3 separate regions of the Homo sapiens genome follow, and regions 1 and 2 are each linked to region 3. Evidence: read pairs that join two places in POLR2A ChIA-PET (ENCODE). Cell type or tissue: CD4-positive, alpha-beta T cell. All regions are shown on one strand. Region 1 holds the start of SH3D21 (SH3 domain containing 21). Region 2 holds the start of SNORA63C (small nucleolar RNA, H/ACA box 63C). Region 3 overlaps STK40 (serine/threonine kinase 40).

Region 1 (8,000 bases), 61 kb before region 3:
GTCCCTCTCTGCCACTCCTTCATGCAAGAATGACAAGAAAGACCGCTCAGGATCTCTTTGAGGAAAGGGATGTCTCTCCAAAATGAAATGCCAGTGGGGCTTCTCTCATCTAGGCTGTTGATCATTCCTGTGCACTCTGGGCCTCCCTCAGATTAATACTTTTATAGGCTGAAGTACCTGGCCTTGAGTGAGCTCTCTTGGCCTTGATCTGTAACAGCAGACTAAGATCCAAGCTGGTGTGAGTGTTATAACTAAGGTAAAGGAGCAGCTGAATCTCCATCACTTGCCAAAATGGCTGGAATGGATCTGTATTGTCAGTTGGACAGCTAGGAAACAGGTTGTGTGTGGATGGCTATGCGTGGCCACCATCCCTTTTCTAGGGTTGCTGCTGCTGGAAGCTGCTTTGAGGCTACTAGAGGACCTTTGAACTTATCTCTAGGGAATTGTAGTTGGCTGGGCCCGGGTTAGGTGCTGGAGTGGGACTGCTGTAGGGAAAAGATTAAAGGCCCTCTCCCTTGCTCCTATCTGCCACCTGAGAGAGTATTGCCAGCCTGATTCGTTTAGTGTGAACAAGCAGCCATGGTCAGAAGAAGCTGACACCTGCTGAGCTGAGCTCCAACAGCCTAAGACCCTAGCTTTTGTGGGGGGGTGGTTTAGACTCTGAAGTCATGGGGCTGATAAGGTAATGACTGCTGGTTTTCAAAATGCTTTCTCCTTCATTGTTTGATTGGATCCCTCCTTCTGTCTCATGAGATTGTCAGAGCAAGGATTGTTTGAAATGTAGGTTAATCCTTTCCTTGAACTAAGTGAAAAAGAAAAAATGAAATGTAGGTTAAGTGTTTTTCCTACCCCGTCACACTGCCTCCTTGCATAAAACAGGGGAGATACAAAATGAGAGTGTGGAGGTGGAGGATCAGGAAAGCCCCAGCCCCAACATTGGATTCTGAGCATTTGGAGTGCAGTGGTATGATCTTGGCTCACTGCAGCCTCTGCCTCCTGGATTCAAGCAGTTCTCCTGCGTCAGCTTCCTGAGTAGCTGGGACTACAGGCGCACACCCCCATGCCTGGCTAATTTTTTTTTTTTTTTTTTTTTTTGTATTTTAGTAGAGACGGGGTTTTCACCGTATAGCCCAGGCTGGTCTCGAAATTCTGAGCTCAGACAATCTGCCTGCCTCGGCCTCCCAAAGTGCTAGGATTACAGGCATGAGCCACTGCACCCAGCCGCATTGCCTCCTTTCTTAGCTGCCTAACAACCCAGTTCACATGGAGTTGCACGTTTTGGTGTGATTGGCTTTCTCAAACCCACCCTTTGAGAGAGGATATACTAAATCATATGGAGTTGCTTAAAGTTCCTAAGCTTTAAGCACGTTTGCAGAGTGGGAGGTGATAATGATAGGGTAGATAGGAGAATTAAATGAGATAGTACATAAATGTCTTACTTCAGTGCTCAGTGACGTTTTTATTTTCTTTAAACTATTAAGGGTTCTTGCTCAGTGAATCATCATCATTGTCAATCATCGTTACAATGCCCAAGCTGTTACCTTAAAATTCCTAAATCACCCAACTGATATTCTCATGGATCTGAACCACTGGCATTTTTGGAGTGGGGGACAGGGAGAAGTGCAGAAAAGGATCAAAAGGCTGGGTTAGGGCACAGGTTCTTTTGGGAAAGGCACATTTGGGTGCGTGCAGAGAAGAGAGCTCTGGCCACATCTTGTTCACTCTGGCACTGATGGCAATTTTCTTTCCCCTCAGCATGATGACCGTGAAGGCGAAGGCAGTGACAAGTGGGTGAGCCGGGGCCGGGGCCGAGGAGCCTTTCCTCGGGGTCGGGGCCGGTTCATGTTCCGGAAATCAAGTACCAGCCCCAAGTGGGCCCATGACAAGTTCAGTGGGGAGGAAGGGGAGATTGAAGACGACGAGAGTGGGACAGAGAACCGAGAAGAGAAGGACAATATACAGCCCACAACCGAGTAGGGGCCACCCTTGACGGGATTCCTGCCCAGGGGAGAGAGGCGCTGGGAAGATGGCTGGTGAGGAGCTTAACAGAGGAACCTCAAGAAGATTCTGAAAATCCTACCCCCACCCCCCACCAGCCGCACAGATTGTACTACCGCGAGAGGCATCCCTGGCGCTGTCTCCCACTGGACAGAGGAGGCTGGCCATGGGGCCCAGGGGTCAGGCCCAGCTTTTGAGCAGAATACAACGCATTGGGCTTTAGCTGTTTTTCTCATTTGTTGGTGTGTGGGGTGGGGGCAGGGGTAGGGCGGGAGAGCGATGCTTGGATTTTTGTTTCCTATTAGAAACCAACAGTTTTGTTCTAATTTCATTTCATTTGGAGCTAAGATGACTAATTTGATGATTTTCGATCTCTTTTCCCCTGTCCTGATTTTAAAAGCCCCCTCCTTTTTTTTTTTTTTTTTCTTTTTTTAGGCATATGTAGTAATATTAGAAACATTTAATTTGGGAAACTTTGATTCTTGAAAGAGAAAACAAAAGCATGTGAATAAACTTTGAAGTGTTCACCTCAGTTTGGGACCAAACTGCTTGGATCTTTGTAAAAACCGGTTTTGTATGTCAAGGAGGAGTTTAAGGCCTTTCCGACCACCTTGTGTTCCCCTTTTCTGCGCAGCCATGTATCACGTGGAGTTGCTCCTTACCACACCTCACGTGCCCCTGAGCCCTATTTCCTGATTTCTTCTGGGCTGGACTTCCCCGTTCTCCACCAGCAGCTCCAGTATCCCAAACTTTCTAGTCCTGCTGATCCTCCCAGCAACGGGGTGGAAACTGGAGGGCAGTGTCTGGTCTGTTTTCTAAGAAACTTATGAATTCTATTATCTTTACAAATATGAGAAAATTTTTTCAATATTTTTTATTAATCTTTTTATAAAATGAAAAGAAACTCCTATGATCGATTAAGGAAGGTGGTTATGGCTGGGTGGTTCAGGGGTTTTTTTGGGTTTCTTTTTTTTTTTCTTTGTCTTTTTAACCTTAAGCTGTTTAAGTTGAAGCATTCTCAGATGTTTGGGGGGAAACATCCTCTTAAAATGGGTCCTTGTGCTTGCCTTCTGGGGAGGCGGTCCTGAGCAGGTGAATCATAAGGCATTTATGCATATGTTATATGCGGACTGCACCCACCTCTCCCCCCCAGCCTTTGCCTCTTGCGTTGTTGTGCTGCTTTCCCCTTACTTTGCTACATTTCTATAGTTAAGTTGGTTTTACTTGAATGATTCATGTTTAGGGGGAAAATGAAAATCTCCCTTAAAATTTGTTTCAACTCCTCCTGCAAATAAAATAAATGAAGTGGCAGATGTAAACGGGTTCTGTTCATTGTCATCCTGAGTGTGTGTGTGTGTTGAGGGTGGTAGATAACTTCCCACGGCAGTTTCAGAAAACCTGAAAGACAAAGGGCCTGTGGGGCCTTGCGCAGGCTGCTGGAGTCCCAGACAGACACAGTCCTTCCTGGGAGGAGCATTGTGTACCTTGGACACCCCAGGAGAAACAGATTTTTTCCACTGGTGTCATAGGCAAGGACTTTGGCTTCCTTCATCATGGTGGTGGGGCAGGGATCAAGGGATGTGGTTAGTAGGCTCAGCCTTCTACCTGAAAGAGCCTATCCCACATGGACTGGCCATAGGGTGGGCCCTAACCTTCAGACTCCTGCCGGCTGGGGACTCAACTGTGAGCAGAAATCTTGGAAGCTGGTAAAATTCATTCTCCCGGCCTAACTCCCAGGGAAAACCTGGAGGTGTTTTCTGAAACCAAACTAGACCTCTGGCCCCAAAGCAGGGGTCTTTGCTGTGTCCTTCCTATATGGGGGTAGAGAGTGGGTACGGGGCCAGAGAGGAGTACGCCTTGAAGGAAAGCAGACTGGAAGTGTCCACTCAAAGCTATTGCTGGTACAAGGGCAGCCACTTCATTCACTCAAGGCCGGTTTAGAGCGGTTGCTACTTGCTGGGGGGCCCCACCCTGGTATGTGCCTCTCCCCACCTTTTCCCCTCAAGCCAAAAGCTTGTGAGCTGGGGAAGGGTGGGCCTGGAAAGGCTCTGTGCAAATTGTAGCTGGGAGCCTCCGGGCAAAAGCTGAGGGAAAGGGAGAGGCGGCTGGCCTAAAATTTAGGTGGGCGGAAGAACCTGTGACGGAGCTGTGACCGCTGCACAGGCCAGAGACCCTGGAGTCCTCCTCACCCCGGGGTTGGGGGCCGGACCTGCTGAGCCGGGCCGCCCCCTCTCCACACCCACTCCCAGCACCTGGCCCGACCTATCGGCTGGCGGCTACGCCTCCTTTACCCTACTGTCTTGCCTCAGGTCGCACCCTGCGCGGGCCCAGTACTCGGCCGTCAGAGGGAGCTGCCAGGCTCTGGAGGGCGCCCCGGAAACCATGGGTAAGTGCGGAGGCTTTGAGGTGGCCTCTCTCTGCAACCGTGGACATAGCAAGAGCCCACACCACCCCCCGACCCCCGCTGCCCTCTACGGTGCTTGGGGACACGCCCGCCCTAGCCAGGCTGCCCGGCTGGGCCTTTCTGAGCCGCACGCCGGCCCCGTCTTCCGCCCGCAGAAGTCCTCGTCCTGGCCGGATACCGCGCGCAGAAGGAGGACGAGCTGAGTCTGGCGCCCGGGGACGTGGTCCGGCAGGTGCGCTGGGTGCCCGCGCGGGGCTGGCTTCGCGGAGAGTTTGGGGGCCGCTATGGCCTCTTCCCCGAGCGCCTGGTGCAGGTGAGGCCGAGCCAGGGGCGGGCTGTGGGGTCTCAGCGCGCGCCCCCCGGGAGCTGAGAGCGCCTTCCCCGTGCCCTGATTCCCAGGAGATCCCAGAGACCCTGCGGGGCTCCGGAGAGGCGCGGAGGCCGCGCTGTGCGCGCCGCCGAGGTGAGCGCAAGGGCGGGGACGGGCGCCGGTGGGCGGGTGCACGGAGCCAGTGCGACCCCGGCGTCTCCGGCTCTTAGTGACGGGCGCGGCTCTGGGCGGGACCTCGGGGCCGCCCTGCGGTCTGTGATTGGTTCTCGAGTGCAATGCTCCGCCCTGGGGCGGGGCTGGAGGGACCAAAGGCTACGTGCGCGCCTTGCGCTTCCCCCAGCTCCTCTGACTGGGGCGTCCGACTGGAGCTCAGCCGCGCTTGTCCGGTGCTAGGTCATCCTGCCAAACACCCGAGGCCCCAAAGATGGTGCAAAGTGAACTTCAGCTACAGCCCAGAGCAGGCGGACGAGCTGAAGCTGCAAGCTGGGGAGATCGTGGAAATGATAAAGGAGGTGAGGGGTGAGGTGATGGGACCGTTTGGGGGAGGATGATGGAACGCGCCTCCCTAGTGAGCGGGGTGGGAAGTGAGGGTGTGGACGGTGGGAATGGCGACGGTGCAGATACGGGGAAGCGCGGGAGGGAAGGAGGGAGGAAGGGGCGCTTGGGCAGAACCAAGGGTGGCAGATTATCCTAGGGACTCTTGGGGCAGAACCAGACGCCTCTGCGTCCTCCCCTCTCCCCAGATTGAGGACGGCTGGTGGCTGGGGAAGAAGAACGGGCAGCTGGGAGCCTTCCCATCCAACTTTGTGGAATTGCTGGACAGTGGGCCCCCAAGTGAGACCTCGACTCTGTGACCCTGTGACTCGCAATCTCCAATGACCCTCCCAGTGGCATGAGCCTGTGATTCACATATCCTGACCCTGTGACCCCTCTGACCCTCTCCCATGACCTAACCTGTGAATTAGCACCCTCCCTAACCTCACTGTCCCCCACTAGGCCTTGGTAACCCAGACATGCCTTCAGTCAGCCCTGGTCCCCAGCGGCCTCCCAAGGTAAGTTGGCTCAGAGTAGGCACAGAGGTGGTGAGTTCCTCTTGGGGTGGTTGGAGGCTCATCTAGTTCCTCCCTGCCCCTTCCCCCACTAGCTGAGCAGCCTGGCCTATGACAGCCCTCCAGACTACCTGCAGACAGGTGAGCACCCATCCAAAGGGTCCCCCACTCCCTCAGCCACTCCCAAGGTTGTGACTTGGTGGGCCAGCTAGGCTGATGGAGGTGGGGGCTGCTGATGGATGGGGGAGGCTTGGCTTCAGAGGACAGTGGACTGACCTCTTCCCAGTCTCCCACCCTGAGGTCTACAGGGTCCTGTTTGACTACCAGCCTGAGGCCCCAGACGAGTTGGCGCTGCGGAGGGGGGACGTGGTAAAAGTACTCAGCAAGGTGTGAGACGAACAGGGTGGGGGGGCCCAGGGAAGCCGGTGTTGAGAAAGGGTAGACCTGCACATGTACCCCCTGAATCTAAAATAAACGTTGAAATTATATCCATAAGAAGGAGTGGGACCCCGGAAAGGACCTTGGGGGACCTGGCTCACCTCCCCACTGGCGTGTTTCTTTTCCAGACCACAGAGGATAAGGGCTGGTGGGAAGGAGAGTGTCAAGGACGAAGAGGAGTTTTTCCAGACAACTTTGTACTCCCACCACCCCCAGTGAGTACAGAGCCAAGACACTCAGGTGGCAGGGGCAGGCTATTTTGGACAAAGGTGGGGATCATGGGCACTCTCCGGACCTAGCTGGAGGGTCACTAAATGAGGGTGGACCTAGACATGTGGGGGCTCCTTTTGGATTCTAATACCGGTTGAGTATCGCTTATCCAAAAGGCTTGGGACCAGAAGTGTTTCGGATTTGGGAATTTTTGCATATACATGAGATAGCTGCCGGGTACGGTGGCTCACGCCTGTAATCCCAGCACTTTTGGGAGGCCGAGGCGGGTGGATCACAAAGTCAGGAGTTCAAGACTAGCCTGGCCAACATGGTGAAACCCCATCTTTACTAAAAATACAAAAATTAGCTGGGCGTGGTGGCATGCATGTGTAATCCCAGCTACTCAGGAGGCGGAGGTTGCAGTGAGCCGAGATTGTGCCATTGCACTCCAGCCTAGGCAACAAGAGCAAGACTCTATCTCAAAAAGAAAAAAAAAAAAAGATAGCTTGGGAATGGGACCCCAACCTAAACACGAAATTCATTTATGTTTCATATACACCTTAAGCCATAGCCTGAAGGTGATTTTGTGCAGTAGTTTTAATAATTTTGTGCATGAAACAAATTTTGACTGAGACCTGTCACATGAGTTAGGTCAGGTGTGGAATTTTCCACTTAAGGCGTTATGTTGGTACTCAGAAAGTTTCAGATTTTGGAGCATTTTAGATTTTTTTTTTTTTTTTCTTGAAGACAGAGTCTCGCTCTATTGCACAGACTAGAGTGCAGCGGCAGGATCGCCACTCACTGCAACCTCCCCCTCTCAGGTTCAAGCGACTCTCCTGCCTCAGCCTCCAGAGTAGCTGGGATTACACGTGCATGCCACCACATCCAGCTAATTTTTGTATTTTTAGTAGAGACGGGATTTTGCCATGTTGGCCAAGCTGGTCTCGAACTTCTGTCCTCAAGTGATCCACTCCCAAAGTGCTGGGATTATAGGTGTGAGCCACCACGCCTGGCCTGCATTTTGGATTTCTGATTTTTAGATTAAGGATGCTCAACCTTTACTTCTTTTCGGCATAGATCAAGAAGCTGGTCCCACGGAAAGTGGTATCTCGGGAATCAGGTGAGTGCCCGGGGAGCCTGGGATTGGGGGGTGTTCTCTGGGAGACCCACCAGTCCAGTTGCTTATAAACACCCACAGCACCCCAGTGGTCCAGTATGCCCCTATAGGAGCCCCCTCACCTGTGGGTCAAAAGCTGGGTAGGAATGTACGTGAATCAATGTGTGGGTCAGTTTGTGTGTGTGTTAATATGTCAGTGTTGCTCTGTGTGTCTTGAGAATGTGGCTATTGGTGGGTATAGATTTGTTTCATTTTGTAAGGAAACATATGAATATGTCTGTTCATATATAAGACTGTGTATGTTCATGTGTCTTATGTGTCAGTGAATAGCTCTCTGTGTGTCTGTGGGATGTCTTTTTATTTATCTTTTTTTATTTATTTTTTTGAGACGGAGTCTCACTCTGTCGCCCAGACTGGAGTGCAGTGGCTCAATCTCGGCTCACTGCAAGCTCC
Region 2 (8,000 bases), 55 kb after region 3:
CCTGCCTGGGGCCAGCTGAGTGTTCCCTGTCACGGCCTTGCTTACTCTTCCTCTGAGGTTACAGTTCCTAGTGAGCCATGGAGAAGAGGGTCTTTTACACTGAGCCCTCACTGTTTATGGCAACTGCCTCGAACAGTCATTGATTTCAAGCTTGCCTACAGGCAGAATGTATCCCAGAAAGCCAAGGATTTTGTTAATGTTTACAGGCCTTTGTAGATCCCCACAGGAAAGCTGAAATAGTAATCCTGAAAATGACAGTAGGGGTGACCCCTTACCCACTCTGGGGCTCAAACCTATGGCTCAGGAGGCTTTTGGTGGCTGCCACAGAATTAAGAATAAAATGGGAAAGGTCAAGTTTAAAAGTCAGAATATATTTCACTGAAAATATGTGTATGTGTGTGCCTTCAAGAGTGAGTGCTCCTCAAGGGAGACTCACACAGTTCCTTACAACATAAATAAGAAATAGACGTAATGGCTTCACTCAGTAGAAAACTAGCAGCATCATTCTGGGCCATGGGGCATTCCCCAGGGGTCACCATCCAGCAGCCTCTCCCTGGGGGCAGAGGACGCCTGGTCAGAACAGCTATAACTCATCCATCATGGCGAGCAAATCGTCCCCTTTGCTGGTGCTCAGCCTTGGCTGCTCCGTGATCTCAAACTCCCCCATGATTCGAGCCAGCTCCTCGCTCCGTTGCTGGTCCTATGAGGGAAATGAGAGGTAAAAGGGCATGAAGAGGCTGTGCTGGCAGGCCGCCTCTTTGTGCACTAGGCACTTAGTTTTTTGTCCCATGACTGATATGTTTCAGTTGCGCACCTGTTTGTCAGAAAAGGGATTGTAGTTACAGGCTGATCAGAGAGAAGAAGAGGGTCTATATATTTTTTTTCTTAATCAACATGTATGTGACCAAGCATCCCTGGCTGCTACAGAATAGCAGATGGGTATAGTTAAGAAACAACTTTAATTTGAGCAGGGGGAATGACAATACAGCACTTAACAGCTATATTGTAGTCTGAATCCTGCTTGAAAAAGAGGGTCTCTGAAGTTCAACGTTATATAAGATGAGGAAAGGAGGAAGGGAGGCTGGGTACGGTGGCTCACCTTTGTAATCCCAGCACTTTGGGAGGCCAAGGCGGGTGGATCACTTGAGGTCAGGAGTTTAAGACCAGCCTGGCCAACTTGGTGAAATCCCACCTCTACTAAAAATACAAAAAAAAAAAAAAAATTAGCTGGGCATATTGGCGGGCACCTGTAATCCCAACTACTCGGCAGGCTGAGGCATGAGAATTGCTTAAACCTGGGAGGTGGAAGTTGCGGTAAGCTGAGATCAAGCCACTGCACTTCACCTGGGTGACAGAGCGAGACCCTGTCTCAAGAAAAAAAAAAAAAGATGAGGAAGCGAATACGATTGGACCCTGTGTTATCCCCTGTACGTACCTGGGTGGCTTGTATGTTGATAACTTCATAGGATAACTCTTCTGGCCTGGTTAGCGCTGCTTGTCTGGATGAGATGGTAAAGAAAATGGGTGCAACATTAGGGTTCTTTCCCTGCCAGCATGGCAAACTGGCTCTTGATCAGTTGGCAACCTATTTTTTCTGCCTCATCTGCCATTTCTCTTAAACTTTCTACCCCATCTCCCACCAATGTACCCTACGACCTAGAAAGTCAAGTTCTTTTATCTCTCTGTGACTTTGCACATTATAAGCCCTGCCAAGAATGTTTCTTCCCTTCCTCTGCTTGGCAAACTCCAAGACCTAGATCAAATGCCAGCTCCTTCAATCTGCCAGTGCAAAGTCAGTCACTGTCCTCAATTAGCGCATTCATGACACAGCACTGAAATAACTTATATCTGTACACGTTCACTCTCCCACTAAGCTGAGAGCTTCCTGAGGACAGGCTCTAGGTCTTACATCTTTGCATTCCCAGGACTTTACATAGTACCTGTCACACAGAATTAAACAAAAGAAGTTATTAATAGTTCAATGAAAGGTGACACTCACGCCAAATACTTGGTTTTGAGGAGGATCACATGAGATAATGCATGCAAAAGTGCTCTGTAAACTGTAAAGCACTATAAATCACCGTGGGTGATTTACTATTGCTGTTGGTTTTGGGTTATACTGTCTAATACAGGGAAATCAAGCTCCAACCTCACTCTGGTTTCTTAACACACTGTCTTAATCTGGTCATCCTGGCTTCTAACACTGCTTATTCAGCTGTTCTCTGATAAGTAAAACATTATAACTCTTTTTTTGTTTTGTTTATTATCATTTTTTAGAGACAGGGTGTTGCTCTCTCTCCTAGGCTGGAATGCAGTGGCATGATCACAGCTTGCTTAACCTTAAATTCCTGGGCTCAGACGATCCTTCTGCCTCAACCTCGTGGGTAGCTGGGACTACAGGTGCGCACCATCACACCGTCTCTTTTTTTTTTTTTTTTGAGACAGAGTCTTGCTGTGTCTCCCAGACTGGAGTGCAATGGTGCAGTCTTGGCTCACTGCAACCTCTGCCTCCCGGGTTCAAGTGATTTTCCTGCCTCAGCCTCCCGAGTAGCTGGGACTACAGGTGCGTGCCACCACACCCAGCTAATTTTTTTTTTTTTTTTGTAGAGACGGGGTTTCACCATGTTAGCCAGGATGGCCTCGACCTCCTGACCTTGTGATCCGCCTGCCTTGGCCTCCCAAAGTGCTGGGACTACGGGCGTGAGCCACTGCACCCGGCCCCATCTCTTTTTTTGAATGACTCTGGAAGATTCAGGCCATTTCATCCTGGTGGGCTATTTAGATTATTAAATTTGTTGGTATTTTATTTGTGATATTTACACAAATATTTATAAGTGCCACTGGTTTGTAATAGTCATTTTGTGTTCTTGTCATGCTTGGGATTTTTATATGTCTTTAACGAAACAGGTTTAAAACATACTCCTCTTCTTCATCGGTGGTAAAGAGATTCAACCGGAATCCGGGCTCAGGGCCACTGGGTTTCTTAATCTCCATCCCTCCCATCAGCCTGGCCAAGAAATTCAGCTCTTCTTTAGCAAGAGGGTTTGGAGCAATGCTTTCCTGCAGAAACAGTTGCATGATTTTTAGCCACATGAAGGCAATCACATTTCCTGCTAAAACCTCAGAGACACAGGTAGGTATTATAAAATAAGGTAGAACAATTGCTATTTAAATTATTTCTGGGTCCAAATAAAGTGTAGAAAGCAGCCTTAACCAAAAGAAAAACAATCACGTCAGTAGCAGAGGGAATGTAGCAACTTTGCAAACCAGAGATTTTCATACTTTCCGCAAGAGTGGAAGCCCCAGGGATCCACGTTTCTCCTCTCACTACCTTCCTCCTTGAAGAAGTGTATGGCTTCCTTTCCTGTCAATCGGTTTCCCTCAGCATTTACAAGTCGCCTCAGTCCAGTCTCCTTCCAGAGGCGCTGCCACACTGCCCTCAGGTGGTGACGGCCGGGAACACACCCTCGAGTCCATTCCCTCCTCTCACAGTCCTCATCCTGCCTCATCCTGTACCCCTCTTCCTTGTAGCCTGGCCTCCCCTGTTCTGCCTCTCCCCTCACTCCACCACCAGTTACCTAAATGCAGTTTTTGTCTCATTTCTCCCTGGCTTGAAACAAAGCCCTCTGCCTCCTGTCGAAAGAACAAAGCCCAAATTGTTTACCACCCTTCCTGGTCAGGCCCCAGGGTCCTGTCCAGGCGAGTCTCTGCCAGCAAGCCTCCATGATACTGTGATCCGTTACGTAAGCCTCGTGGGAGACACCGCCATCCTCCTCCCGGGAACACTCTTGCCCCTCTGTCACCTTGGTCCGTGTGCCCATTTCTCCCTCTCTGCTGTTTCATAGTTTACCTACTCTAGAGCCCCACTTCAATATCCCCGCCTCTGAAATGCCTTCTTGATCCCTGTGATCCCTGTCCACTGGACAGACATGAATTCCTCTGGCACAGCACTTTGTGCAGGATCCCCAGCCAGCCCTTCCTCCACCTCATTTGAGTTGTTTCTTTCACCGTCTTTCCCAGGGTACCACAGGCCCCTTCAAGATGGGACCACATCTACGTCAGCTTCGTGTCCCTGGGTCCCCAGCCCATAGAAGCAGTTTAATAAATGTTTGCTGAATAATTTAATATTCTGTGATCTCTCCTACAGCTAGCTGGGAGCTAGTTCAGCGAAAACTTCTAAGGATGGAATTCAGAGAAACTAAAACCCCCCACTCTGACTTAGCTACCACGGTGCTATAGAGGGAAACATTAAAAAGAAATGTTTTAATGATCAGAATACACACGAGTGCTGATGTCAGCAATCACGGACCTAATGGCACTGGTACTACGCTACTGCATATGTCCTGGTGTGTGGTTCCTCTTAATTATGGTGGCCGAGCCAAGCCTAAAATTACCTAATTAGTGAGATCACTGGAAGTCTCCATGAAAAGCTACAATTAAAACCTGTGTACTCGTAAGGTGGAATGGAGAAGATTGCACACAACAGGGGAAATGTTGGCTAGATCCGAAATCTAAAGCGTTCTCACCTCTCTTTATGTAGACTTCCGTATCTAGAGAGAAGCTGTGAGGGTAGGCAAGGAAGGCAGAAGCTCACCTGGGTCCATGAGGCTAAGTTCTTTGATGATCCAGACACATGAGTTTCCACAGGCTGATTCACGCTGTACCTGGTGTGTCAACAGAAAATGGTGACATTATCCAGCCCCTTTCCACGGACTTCTCTCTAACTCGTAAGCATAGTTTGTAGCTTTTATTCTGAGACATTAAATAGCATCCAGAAAGGTGCTGTGGGTACAGAATGCAACTGAGTGTGTGTTAACCATTCACATTTCACTTCTTCCTAAAGAAAAACACCTGGGGAGGCTGGGTGGCAATGCCTCCTCTTGTGAAGAGTAACACGCATCACTGAAAATATATGCAGCTTTACAGAACGGATAAGTCTTTCTGGATTTCCACTGCAACACAGATTTTGGCTAGTTCTCTTGCATGGCTATTGAACATCATGTATCTTTTCATTCTGTTGAGTTGCCTTATGTTTGGCGTTCCTGGGTGCCCTTTGAAATGTCAGGCCTCTGTATGCAGTGTACCTAAGGGGAAATTACTCCTATTGTCGGCAGGGATTTTCATAGCAGAAGTCTGGCTGTTTCTCTTTTTTTTTTTTTAAATGAAGTGACCTCCCTTGGACTTGAATTCACTCAGAGAAGAATTTGCTTACATGTTAGTTCCCAGTTTCAGGACTCGGTCTCCATAAAGTTCAAAAGAACCTTCTTTGGGTGCAGGGACATAGTTTCCACCATGCTTGAATTCTATCCTCTTCACTTCTTCACCTTTGTTGTTGAACATTCTACAATACAAAGTATGACATGATGGAATGTTCTCCAAGCTTAGGTAGTCCTGGAGGCTTCTTTATTCTTTGTACTACAGAACAAAAAAGGAATACATGCTCTCCTTCAAGATAAAGGTGCTGGTTGTAATAATAATAATAATAATACAATAATAATATTTATTGAGCATATGTATGTGCCAATTGCTTTGTAAGCACGTTAGAGCACTATTATCTTATTCATCCACACAGTAACCATTTAACAGATGAGGAAATTAGTCCTGGGGAACTGGGTAACTTGCCTCAAGTCCCTCTACTAAGTGACAAGGTGGGGATTAGAACCTGACTTTTTCAATAGCTGTTTTACTGAAGAAAGAGAAGGGCTGGGCAGACTGTGAGTGGCTTGGCAGTGCGGCATTCCGTGTGCGGCCCATGTGCTGATTTCCTAGCACCCCAAACATAGCTCTGATCATTGTTGGGAATTCACCTGATGAGTCCTGGAACTTCAGTTCCCCAAGGAACAGGCCCGGACACCGGCAACACAAAGCGACCGTTATTATTCTGAACTTTGTCCTTTAGAAACATGGATACCTGGAAAAAAATACATTTATTGTCATTTTTCTTGGTATATTTTCATAGACATCAATATTCTGAGGGTGGAAAGTGCGTAATGGTTTGGGAACATGACCTATGAGTTTATAACAATAAGAAGGGAGAGGCTGGGCGCAGTGGATCATGCCTGTAATCCCAGCACTTTGAGAGGCTGAGGCAGGCGGATCATGAGGTCAGGAGATAGAGACTATCCTGGCTAACACGGTGAAACCCTGTCTCTACTAAAAATACAAAAAATTAGCCGGGCGTGGTGGTGGGCACCTGCAGTCTCAGCTACTCAGGAGGCTGAGGCAGGAGAATTGCTTGAACCTGGAAGGCAGAGGTTGCAGTGAGCCAAGATCGTGCCATTGCACTCCAGCCTGGGCGACAGAGTAAGACTTCATCTCAAAAAAATAAAAAAATAAAAAAAAGAAGGGAGAAAAAATTACACTTGCAGAGTTAACTGTATTTTAACAAACAGAACTATTTTTTTTTTTGAGATAGGGACTCACTTTGTCACCCAGGCTGGAGTGCAGTGGCACGATCTTGCCTCACTGCCACCTCAGCCCCGCCAGCTCACGCGATTCTCCCGTCATAGCCCCCAAGTAGCTGGGACCACAGGTGTGAGCCACTGTGCCCAGCTAATTTTTATATTTTTTTGTAGAGATGGGTTTTCGCCATGTTGGCCAGGCTCAAAATCCTAAGCCCAAGTGATCTGCCTGCCTCGGCCTCCCAAAGTGCTGGGATTACAGGCGTGAGCCACCGTGCTCGGCTACAAACAGAACTACTTTTGAGCAGCGCAGCAAACCTTCCAGGTGAGTCCTATTACCCCCATTTTAAAGACGAGAAAGCTAAAGTAGAGAGTGAAGTGACTTGCCCAAAGAGAGCTAAGAGGCAGGGCCAGGATTCAAAACCAAAGGTGACTCCAAATTCCACCCGTATGCCTTGGTTCCCTGCCTACTTTCCATGCAGCTGCAGGCCTTGAGCTGTAAGAACCTCATATGGCCACTTTCTACATGAGGCAGCTCAGAGGTTAAGATGCCTCCTCAAGGTCAGCCAGCTGGTAAGGGGCAGAGCTGAGGATTCAAACTCCTGTGATTCTGACTTTGGAGCCCGAACCTTATCCACATGCTGGACTAGAAAGAAGGATGGGGCTGGGGCAGGGGGATCCAGCTGACATTTAAGTTTGAGGATCTTTTAGGTGACTGAAAACACATTACACTTATTCCTTCTCCTGGGTTCGTGTACTCTGTATAGAGGTTTCGGTCACTCACAGATTAAATCTCATAAAGATAGTAGCAGTTAATCAGTTTTACTGGGTCTTGGCTTCCTTATCTGTAAAATAAGAGATGAGCTTGAAGATCTTTTCAACTCTAATATTCTATAAGGTTATATTAGTAATATAATCAAGAATAAGTATCTTAGGCTGGGTGTGGTGGCTTACGCCTGTAATCCTAGCACTTTAGGAGGCTGAGGCGGGTGGATCACCTGAGGTCAGGAGTTCGAGACCAGCCTGGCCAACATGGTGAAACCCTGTGTTTAATAAAAATAAAAAAATTACCAGGGTGTGGTGGCTCATGCCTGTAATCCCAGCTACTCACAAGGACAAGGCACGAGAATCGCTTGAACCCCAGAGGTGGAGGTTGCAGTGAGCCGAGATCATGCCACTGCACTCCAGCCTGGGCAACAGAGCAAGACTCTGTCTCAAAAAAAAAAAAAAAAATGGAAAGAATAAGCATTTGTTGTGTGCAAGGCAGTGAAAATGCAAAGCGATAAGAATGTGTGAGCTGGCAGCTTGGCATACTGATGTTAGACTCTGAAGGCTTAAATACTGGACGGGCCACTTCTGGGTTTTTGGGAAATTACACAACCTTTCTGTGCATCAGTTTTCCCTTTGGTAACCTGGGGGTAATAATAGTAATAATAATAGATAACTCGGTGGGTTACTGTGACAACTAAATCAGACAGTGTATAAAAAGTAAAGCCGGCTGGGTACAGTGGCTCACGCCAGTAATCCCAGCACTTTGGGAGGCTGAGGCGGGAGGATCATGAGGTCAGGAGTTCAAGACCAGCCTGGCCAACATGGTGA
Region 3 (8,000 bases):
ACCCACCTTAGGAGTGTAGCCTTTACCCTTCCATAATGGACTCAAAAACACAGAACTCCAGCCTGTTCCTGTATTTTTCTTCATATAAAAGTAACTGATGTTCTCTGCAGAAACATTAGAAAATACGCATGTGCAAAAATAAGAAAATAAGGTACCCATGACCTTACCTCCCAGATATAACTGCTGTTAACATTCAAGCATGTTTTTCCTGTGTGTGACTGTGTGTATGCTTATATAAAGTTTTATTATTACAAACATGTGGACCACACTGTAATGCTATTTTATGTTTCCTTTTTTCCCACCTAAAATACATTAAGGGAGGTCTGGCGCATTGACTCCATGCTTTTAATCCCAACACTTAGGGAGGCCGAGGTGGGTGGATCACCTGAAGTCAGGAGTTCAAGGCCAGCCTGGCCAACATGGTGAAACCCCGTCTCTACTAAAAATACAGAAATTAGCTGGTCCTGGTGGTGCACACCTGTAATCCCACCTACTTGGTGGCTGAGGCACGAGAATCGCTTGAACCCAGGACACGGAGTCTACAGTGAGCTGAGATCACGCCACTGCACTTCAGCCTGGGCAACAGAGTAAGACTCTGTCTCAAAAAAAAAATTAGCTGGGCATGATGGTGGGCGCCTGTCTCGGGAGGCTGAGGCAGGAAAATCGCTTGAACTGGGGAGGCGGAGGTTGCATGAGCTGAGATGGCGCCATTGTACTCCAGCCTAGGGGACACAGCAAGACTCCATCTTAAAACAAACAAAAACCATTAAGGATAAATTGTATAGTATGTGAAATACATCTCAATAAAGCTGTAAAAAACAAAACAAAAACCCATTAACATCCCTGCATCACAATATTCTTTTGCAACATCACTTGAGATAGCTACACAGGCTCCTTGGTACAAATATACAGTGATTTCTCTGACCATTCCCTATTTATGGACATCTAGGTTCTTTCCATTTAAAAAGAATTAGCCGGGCGCAGTGGCTCACGCCTGTAATACCAGCACTTTGGGAGGCCGAAGCGGGCGGATCACCAGGTCAGGAGAGCGAGACCATCCTGGCTAACACTGTGAAACCCCGTCTCTACTAAAAATACAAAAAAAAAAAAAAATTAGCTGAGCATGGTGGCGGGCCCCTGTAGTCCCAGCTACTTGGAAGGCTGAGGCAGGAGAATAGTGTGAACCTGGGAGGCGGAGCTTGCAGTGAGCCCAGATCACACCACTGCACTCCAGCCTGGGTGACAGAGTGAGACTCTGTCTCAAAAAAAAAAAAAAAAAGAATTAATAGTCACGCACATACAAGTATACATCTTGTCAGCCAAGCGCGGTGGCTCACACCTGTAATCCCAGCACTTTGGGAGGCCAAGGAGGGAAGATCACGAGGTCAGGAGATCGAGACCATCCTGGTTAACACGGTGAAACCCTGTCTCTACTAAAAATACAAAAAATTAGCCGGGTGTGGTGGTGGGCACCTGTAGTCCCAGCTACTCGGGAGGCTGAGGCAGGAGAATAGTGTGAACCCAGGAGGCGGAGCTTGCAGTGAGCTGAGATCGCACCACTGTACTCCAGCCTGGGTGACAGAGCAAGACTCCGTCTCAAAAGAAAAAACAACAACAACAACAAAAATATACATCTTGTCATACTTATCTGTCTCCCTCTGGATAAATTCCAAGAAGCAGAATTGCAGAGTCAAGTGGGGCACATTTAAAAAAAATCCCCATTAGGCTAATACAAGGGGGACATGTTTTTAAGGTATTTGACAGATGCTGCCAGGCTGCTTCCAGGATGGCTGTGCCAATTTACAGTCCAGTGAGTTCCAGAACTTACACCAGGACTGAGTTATTTCCTTACTCTTATAAATGGCTAATTGGGTGGCCAACAAAAAGCATAGCATTTTAAAATCCGTAATTCTTTCATTATTTCTGAGGTTGAATTTGTTTCATATGCTTACTGGCTGTGTCTATTATTTCTTTTATGAATTTCCTTTATATTCTTTTTCTATTTTTTACTGCTATGTATTAGTGTTACTGATTTTTAGAAACTCTTTCTATGTAAGGATGTAACTGACATATAGCTTTTTCATCTTTTTTTTTTAATTAAAAAAATAAAAAGAAATGGTTAAGGGCTGGGTGCGGTGGCTCATGCCTGTAATCCCAGCACTTTGGGAGGCTGAGGCGGGAGGATTGCTTGAGCCCAGGAGTTCGAGACCAGCCTGGGCAACGTTGCGAGACCCATCTCAATAAAATTAATATAACATTTACATTTTTTAAATTAAAATTAAAAATAAGGTTGACTTTTTATGTAGTTAAATATTTCTGTCTTTTCCTTTAGTTTGTTTTTGCTGATACTCCTGGAAGCCGTCTCCTACTCTGAGGACAGGTGTGTCTTCACCAGTAAGGTGAAATCCTCACATGCTATTGTTTTGGTCCTTATTCTTTTTTTTTTTTTTTTTTTTGAGACGGAGTCTCGCTCTTGTTGCCCAGGCTGGAGTGCAATGGCATGATCTTGGCTCACCGCAACCTCCGCCTCCCAGGTTCAAGTGATTCTCCTGCTCAGCCTCCCAAGTAGCTGGGATTACAGGCATGTGCCACCACACCCACCTAATTTTGTATTTTTAGTAGAGATGGGGTTCTTCCATGTTGGTCAGGCTGGTCTCGAACTCCCGACCTCAGGCGATACGCCCGCCTCGGCCTCCCAAAGTGTTGGGATTACAGGCATGAGCACCGCGCCCGGCCTGTTTTGGCCCTTATTCTAAACCCTAGGAGACTGACTATATGTGGTGCACCAGAAAGTAAGAGGGATGATCCATTGCACTGCAGGTCTAATCTACCAGGCTCCCAATTTGTTTTCAGAGCTGTGCCACTGGGGAGCACAGCCATGACTTAATTTTGAGAATAACTAGGATTGTGTAACTCACTGAGCCCCAACAGTCCCCAGATGGAGCAGAAGCCACAGTTAGGCTTGGCTGGGCCTTCTGCCAAAGAGGCTCATGCTGGAAGCAGATTCAGTGTCATTCACATAAAAGCAGAGAAGGGTAAAACTGCTTCTAGAAATATCTTTAAAAGCTGGGCAGTAATGTGTCTGGCACTGTGTTCCTGCTCTTTGCTTGCCTAACTCCTACGCATCCTTCTCAATCTAAGTATCACTTCCTCAGAGAAGTCTTCCTTGATAACCTCATGACCAGTGGGTCCCAGTTAGTCTCACTCATGGTGGTCTGTAATTTTCCTCCATAGTACTTTCCAGATTTTGTAACTATGTATTTATTTGTGTTTATATGCTTAATGTCTGCCCCCCTCCACCAGAAAAATTCCACCACAACTAAAAATTTCACAAGGAAAAACAAATGTATAAACATATATATAAAACCACTGCAGCCCACTGCCAGGCCCAGCAGATACTCCATGAGTGAACGGATACCTTCCCTCCAGCTGGTGACAGTCATTGCCAGGGTCGGCGGCCCTGGGCCTGTCCTGCGCTGCCCACTGCCTCCAATAGTAAGTTGGTATCACCACCCTTCTGATCCTGTTCTCTGTCTTCCCGGGAGCAGTAAGCCACCTCTTTCTTTCCCAGGTCCCTGGAGACCACCATGGAGGCGCGTAACATCTGTGTAGACGCTGCCTACGCGCCTACGCACAGGCATGGTCTAGACAACAGTTTGCAGGGAGCAGCTGCAGCACAGACAATCAGTGGGCTCAGCCTGACCCGCCCCTCCCCCATCTCAGGATTCGACTCAAGCAAATGGCGTGGGAACTGCTCCAAGACACAGGCCGACAGAAGGATGGCAACAGACGCGCAGGGAGATGAAAAAGATGCTTGTGGGGGAAGAGGGAGCAAGGCTGCCTCCCTTCCTGCCACCCCTTCATGCTACCCAGAGTTGACTGAAGCAAAGGAAGCGTCATGAAGAGGCAGGCCCAGAAAACCGGAAGCTGCTGCAGGCTTACTAGTAGGGTGAGCAAAGACACAGCTCCCAGGGACAGACCCCCCTTTCCCTGCCCCATCCTCCAATCATCTGGCTGTGCGTCCCTCCAGAGACACGCCTGCAAGTGGTCCACAAACACTCCTCTAGAGGGCCTGCTCAGAGGGATCCCGGCTTCACAGTGAGATCTGTGATGATGCCCCAGCTACTCTGGTCTCAGGAAGACTGGGAGCCCAGGTCCCCCCAGACACCTGGTCCTCAGGCTGGGGTGCATGGTCCACTACTCGGTGCCCCAGGAACTCAACAGTCCTTGCTTAGCAGTCTCCGGAGCTTTGAATCTGTTAACTCTTCTACATTCTTCTTCTTCTTTTTTTTTTTTTTTTGAGACAGAGTCTTGCTCTGTTGCCCAGGCTGGAGTGCAATGGCGCAATCTCTGCTCACTGCAACCTCTGCCTCCCGGGCTCAAGTGATTCTTCTGCTTCAGCCTCCCAAGTACCTGAGATTACAGGCATCTACCACCACACCCAGCTAATTTTTTTTTTTTTTTTTTGTATTTTTAGTAGAGACAGGGTTTCACCATGTTGGCCAGGCTGGTCTTGAACTCCTGACCTTAGGTAATCCGCCTGCCTTGGCCTCCCAAAGTGCTGGGATTACAGACATGAGCCACCACACCTGGCCAACTCTTCTACATTCTATCCTCACAAGTCAGCACCAGTCCCCTTAGAACCTGAACTCAACAGGAAGCTCAGAGAGGCAACAATGAGGGTGAGGGGAGGAGGCCAGGAAAGAGCAAGAGAGCCCAGCTGGCACTCCGCCGTCCGCAGGCTGTAGCTGTGCCTGATTCTGAAAGCAGGGGGTTCCATTGCTTTGCCAAGCCTGGGGAGCAACTGTGGGCCTCAGTGTGAGAGGGCCTCACCTGTGGGACAGCTCCCACTGCGTGGCCTGAGTAGGGGGTACCTGATCTTACTCTGTCAATTTGGGGCTAAAGTCATCTCACCCTAAAGCTACCAGGCAACGTGAGCCCAGATCTCCCAGCAAGGCAGTGAAAGCCAAGCCATCAGAGCCACATAAGGGTTCCAAGGCTGAAGATGCCCGGAGTCCAGTGGTATAGTGTGACCAGGTCCAGGAAAGCTGGCAGGGATAGCTCTACCCCATGGTTCCACCTGGTAGACACACCAATCTCCATAGGGATGAGGGGTACAAAGATGGCACTGAGCAGATGAAACGCCACCACTGATCTCCCCAGCTCAGTCTGTCCTCATGTCTACCCAACTACAAAGGAGCTGAAGCCTGGCCAAGGCATGGAGGGTCCCCCACTCTACACTGAGAAGCATCCCCACAGGCAGCCACATAGGAGCGCACACATGCTGGCAATTACCTACTTGACATACAGTAAGGGACTGTCCAGGATGAAGAGTCCGCCAGCCTCCCTGAATGGGTCTGTGGTCATGCTCCAGTTGGAGGTGAAGTGTGGGTGGTGGGGAGGAGTCTGGAATTCAGACCTGGTGCCTCCAGCTTAAGATCTCTTGGAGCAGGATTGCGGGAGGAGAGCAGAGCACATATATTGTGCTGTAAAACTTTTACTGCCGAAGGACATAGCTTCTGGGTGTGTGCACTGGTCAAAACAATTGAACAGCACAGTTAAAAGACATGTGAAATCACTGTGTGTAAATATACCTATATTTTTTAAAAGGCAAGCTGCAATCTTAACCAACTGGTCAAAGTTACTATCACCAATAACAGAACAAACTGGCATCACACACCTCCTAACATGATGCCCTTAATAAACATGTACTACTCATGCTATATATATATTTTTTTTCGAGACAGGGTCTTGCTCTGTCACCCAGACTGGAGTGCAGCTTCCACCTGCCAGGCCCAAGTGATTCTCCCACCTCAGCCTCCTGGGTAGCTGAGACTACTGGCACACATTACCATACCTGGCTAATTTTTAAAATGTTTTGTAGAGAGGAGGTCTTGCTATGTTGCATAGGCTGGTCTCGAACTCCTGGGCTAAAGTGATCCTTCCACCTTGGCCTCCCAAAGTGCTAGGATTACAGGCGTGAGCCACCACCCCCAATCTACTCATGCTATTTTTTTTTCCAAAAATGTATAATTTGAATCTAATCATGAAACAAACCCAAATTGAAGGACATTCACAATAGGCCTGTATGTTTCAAAAACATCCATGTCAGACAGTTAAAGAAAAGCTGAAGAATGATTCTAGATTAAAGGAGACTAAAGACATACAACAAAGAAATACAATGGGTGATCTGGGAGAAAAAAGGTATAAAAGACATGATTGGACAACTGGTAAAATCTGAATATAGACTGTTTATTAGATAATAGTATTGTATCAGTTAAATTTCCTGAACTTGCAAATTGCATTGTGGTTCTACAGGAGAATGCCCTTGTTCTTAGGTGATACATACTCAAGTGTTTTGGGGTGAAGGGTCATGAAGTCTGTAACTTACTCTCAGGTCCCCCGAGGCAGAGGAGAAAATCCAGCCTGCTCGAATAGCTCCCAAGACCTGATTCACAGGTTCAGAGGGACCTGTGGCTTGTGGGTACACAGCCCACAGTGGCAGAACTTGCAGTCTCATATATGTTGGGCAGAGCCAGCCTGGCATGAACAGGAATTCAGTCTTTTATGGCCCCCTCTCTTCAACACTGTGCTATTATCAAAGAATTGGTTGGGGGGGCGGGGCCTCCATGCAATCTCCAGGCCTGCCACCTGGTGGTGTCTTTCTGTAGTGCAGCTTCACAGGGTTTTTCTGCACCAGGTGCAGGATGGTGGGGCCCTGCTCTCCTCAGGCTGATCAGGAAGGATGCACTCCATGGGAAGAGCTCACCTCAGCCACCTGTGTAAGTGGGGCTGGGCAATCAGATCCCAGGAGGCTGCCGTCTCTCTGCCTGCTGTGGAGGTCCTCCAAGGGCTCCATGCTCTTCAGGAAGAACCCCAATTCCTCAGTGAGCCTAAGCAGACCTAGAATACTTCTCCAGCCTCACTGCCTTTATATGCACCCTAAATCCAGCCACACCAAATGACACAATCCCGAGTATGCCATGAACACCCCTGCCCCGCCCAACTCTCCCTGGTTGGCACATCCTTCTCCCTTGGTCCTCACTGAAATGTCACCTGCTGCAGAAAGTCTTCACAGAAGGCCTCCTGCCAAAGCTGGCTGCTCCTCCTCCAACCCCCAGAGCACCTGAGTACACCTCCGTCCCCTCCCACTGTGCTGCAACCATTGGTTTATCTGTCTGACTCCCCCATCTCAGGCTGTGGGCTCCCTTGAGGGAGCAACTCCAATCCACCGCTGCCTCCCTGCACCCAGCCCACTGCCTGGCGCAAAGCTGGAAGAGAACACAGTGTGGGGCTGTTTGCTGGGCATCTATAAGGCACCATGGTCCCTGCTGGGGCAGGAGACAGAGGCAGTTGAATAAAGAGGTACAAGGTGTGATTCACAGGAAAACTCTGTCCAAGGAGGGGCCAGTGGCTGGAGTGGGACCCTGAAGAAAGTACAGATGGTCAGACTAGCCAGTATCTGCCAAGTCATGGCTGGAGACAGGGTGCCACAGCTGTAGGTAACTGGGGCTGCACTGGATAGTCTGTCCAGGAAAAGTCCCATGTCAGAAATGCATGAGGCAGAATGGGGACTAGGCTGGCTGATTACCGGGGGTTTTGCTTAGACAGCATTTGCTGCTGGAGAGCAACCCCTACTGAAGAATTAAAACTGTTCATAACATGCCTGCAGCTGTGCAGAAGCCCTCACTGATGAAGGGATGGACCAGGCCCTGTGCGGGAGAATCCCCCAAATCCAGCCAAACGATCTGCTTTCCTGCGGCAAGATGTGGGGAGTGTGTGAGTGGCAGCCTGGCCTGTCCCTTCACACTGGTGACAGGTCCTCCAGGCCACTCCAGGTTTGTGGTGTGAAAGTCCTTCTGCTGGTCAGAAAAATTCCAACCACTTGCGCTTCTCTGAAAAGAGAACTTCTGGCCTAACCATGCATTTATCTGACTACACCTGGGGTGAAATGACAACACTCTAGGTGAGTGATGTGAAATCTGAATGCGCGATGCAAC

Evidence for each region. Peaks named below come from ENCODE experiments on the same cell type or tissue, not always from the same donor. Only the 100,000 strongest peaks of a DNase experiment are listed, where the experiment ranks them.
Region 1: POLR2A ChIA-PET joins it to region 3 with 17 read pairs; 15 of 35 experiments call an interaction of 5 or more read pairs at or near these places.
Region 2: POLR2A ChIA-PET joins it to region 3 with 11 read pairs; 14 of 35 experiments call an interaction of 5 or more read pairs at or near these places.

Annotation. Positions count from the first base shown.
Region 1 is chr1:36,302,041-36,310,040 of GRCh38, forward strand. It overlaps THRAP3 (thyroid hormone receptor associated protein 3), which reads left to right. Exons shown (of 12, transcript NM_005119.4): 12 at 1,756-3,317. The coding sequence ends at 1,977. It overlaps SH3D21 (SH3 domain containing 21), which reads left to right and starts at 4,328. Exons shown (of 16, transcript NM_001162530.2): 1 at 4,328-4,384; 2 at 4,558-4,715; 3 at 4,802-4,865; 4 at 5,127-5,245; 5 at 5,477-5,567; 6 at 5,730-5,785; 7 at 5,878-5,923; 8 at 6,069-6,169; 9 at 6,349-6,435; 10 at 7,508-7,550. The coding sequence starts at 4,381. RefSeq lists silencers at 4,369-4,418, 4,639-5,078 and enhancers at 4,576-5,376, 5,179-5,228. In CD4-positive, alpha-beta T cell, a CTCF peak has its summit at 4,413; DNase peaks (open chromatin) are centred at 2,651, 4,331, 4,991 and 5,651; H3K4me3 peaks cover 1,742 bases; H3K27ac peaks cover 932 bases.
Region 2 is chr1:36,417,556-36,425,555 of GRCh38, forward strand. It overlaps OSCP1 (organic solute carrier partner 1), which reads right to left. Exons shown (of 10, transcript NM_145047.5): 5 at 5,808-5,911; 6 at 5,213-5,341; 7 at 4,595-4,664; 8 at 2,921-3,060; 9 at 1,436-1,499; 10 at 351-700. The coding sequence ends at 584. SNORA63C (small nucleolar RNA, H/ACA box 63C) reads right to left here and starts at 1,023; the gene lies at 893-1,023. RefSeq lists an enhancer at 3,683-4,182. In CD4-positive, alpha-beta T cell, CTCF peaks have their summits at 3,437 (motif pointing left) and 3,645; a DNase peak (open chromatin) is centred at 3,426; H3K4me3 peaks cover 543 bases; H3K27ac peaks cover 1,019 bases.
Region 3 is chr1:36,362,553-36,370,552 of GRCh38, forward strand. The region is part of intron 1 of STK40 (serine/threonine kinase 40); the gene reads right to left. Among named protein-coding and RNA genes, the nearest start is that of STK40, 19 kb to the right of the region's middle. RefSeq lists enhancers at 6,542-7,210, 7,211-7,878. In CD4-positive, alpha-beta T cell, CTCF peaks have their summits at 6,620 (motif pointing left) and 6,822; DNase peaks (open chromatin) are centred at 3,939, 4,699 and 6,629; H3K4me3 peaks cover 285 bases; H3K27ac peaks cover 3,357 bases.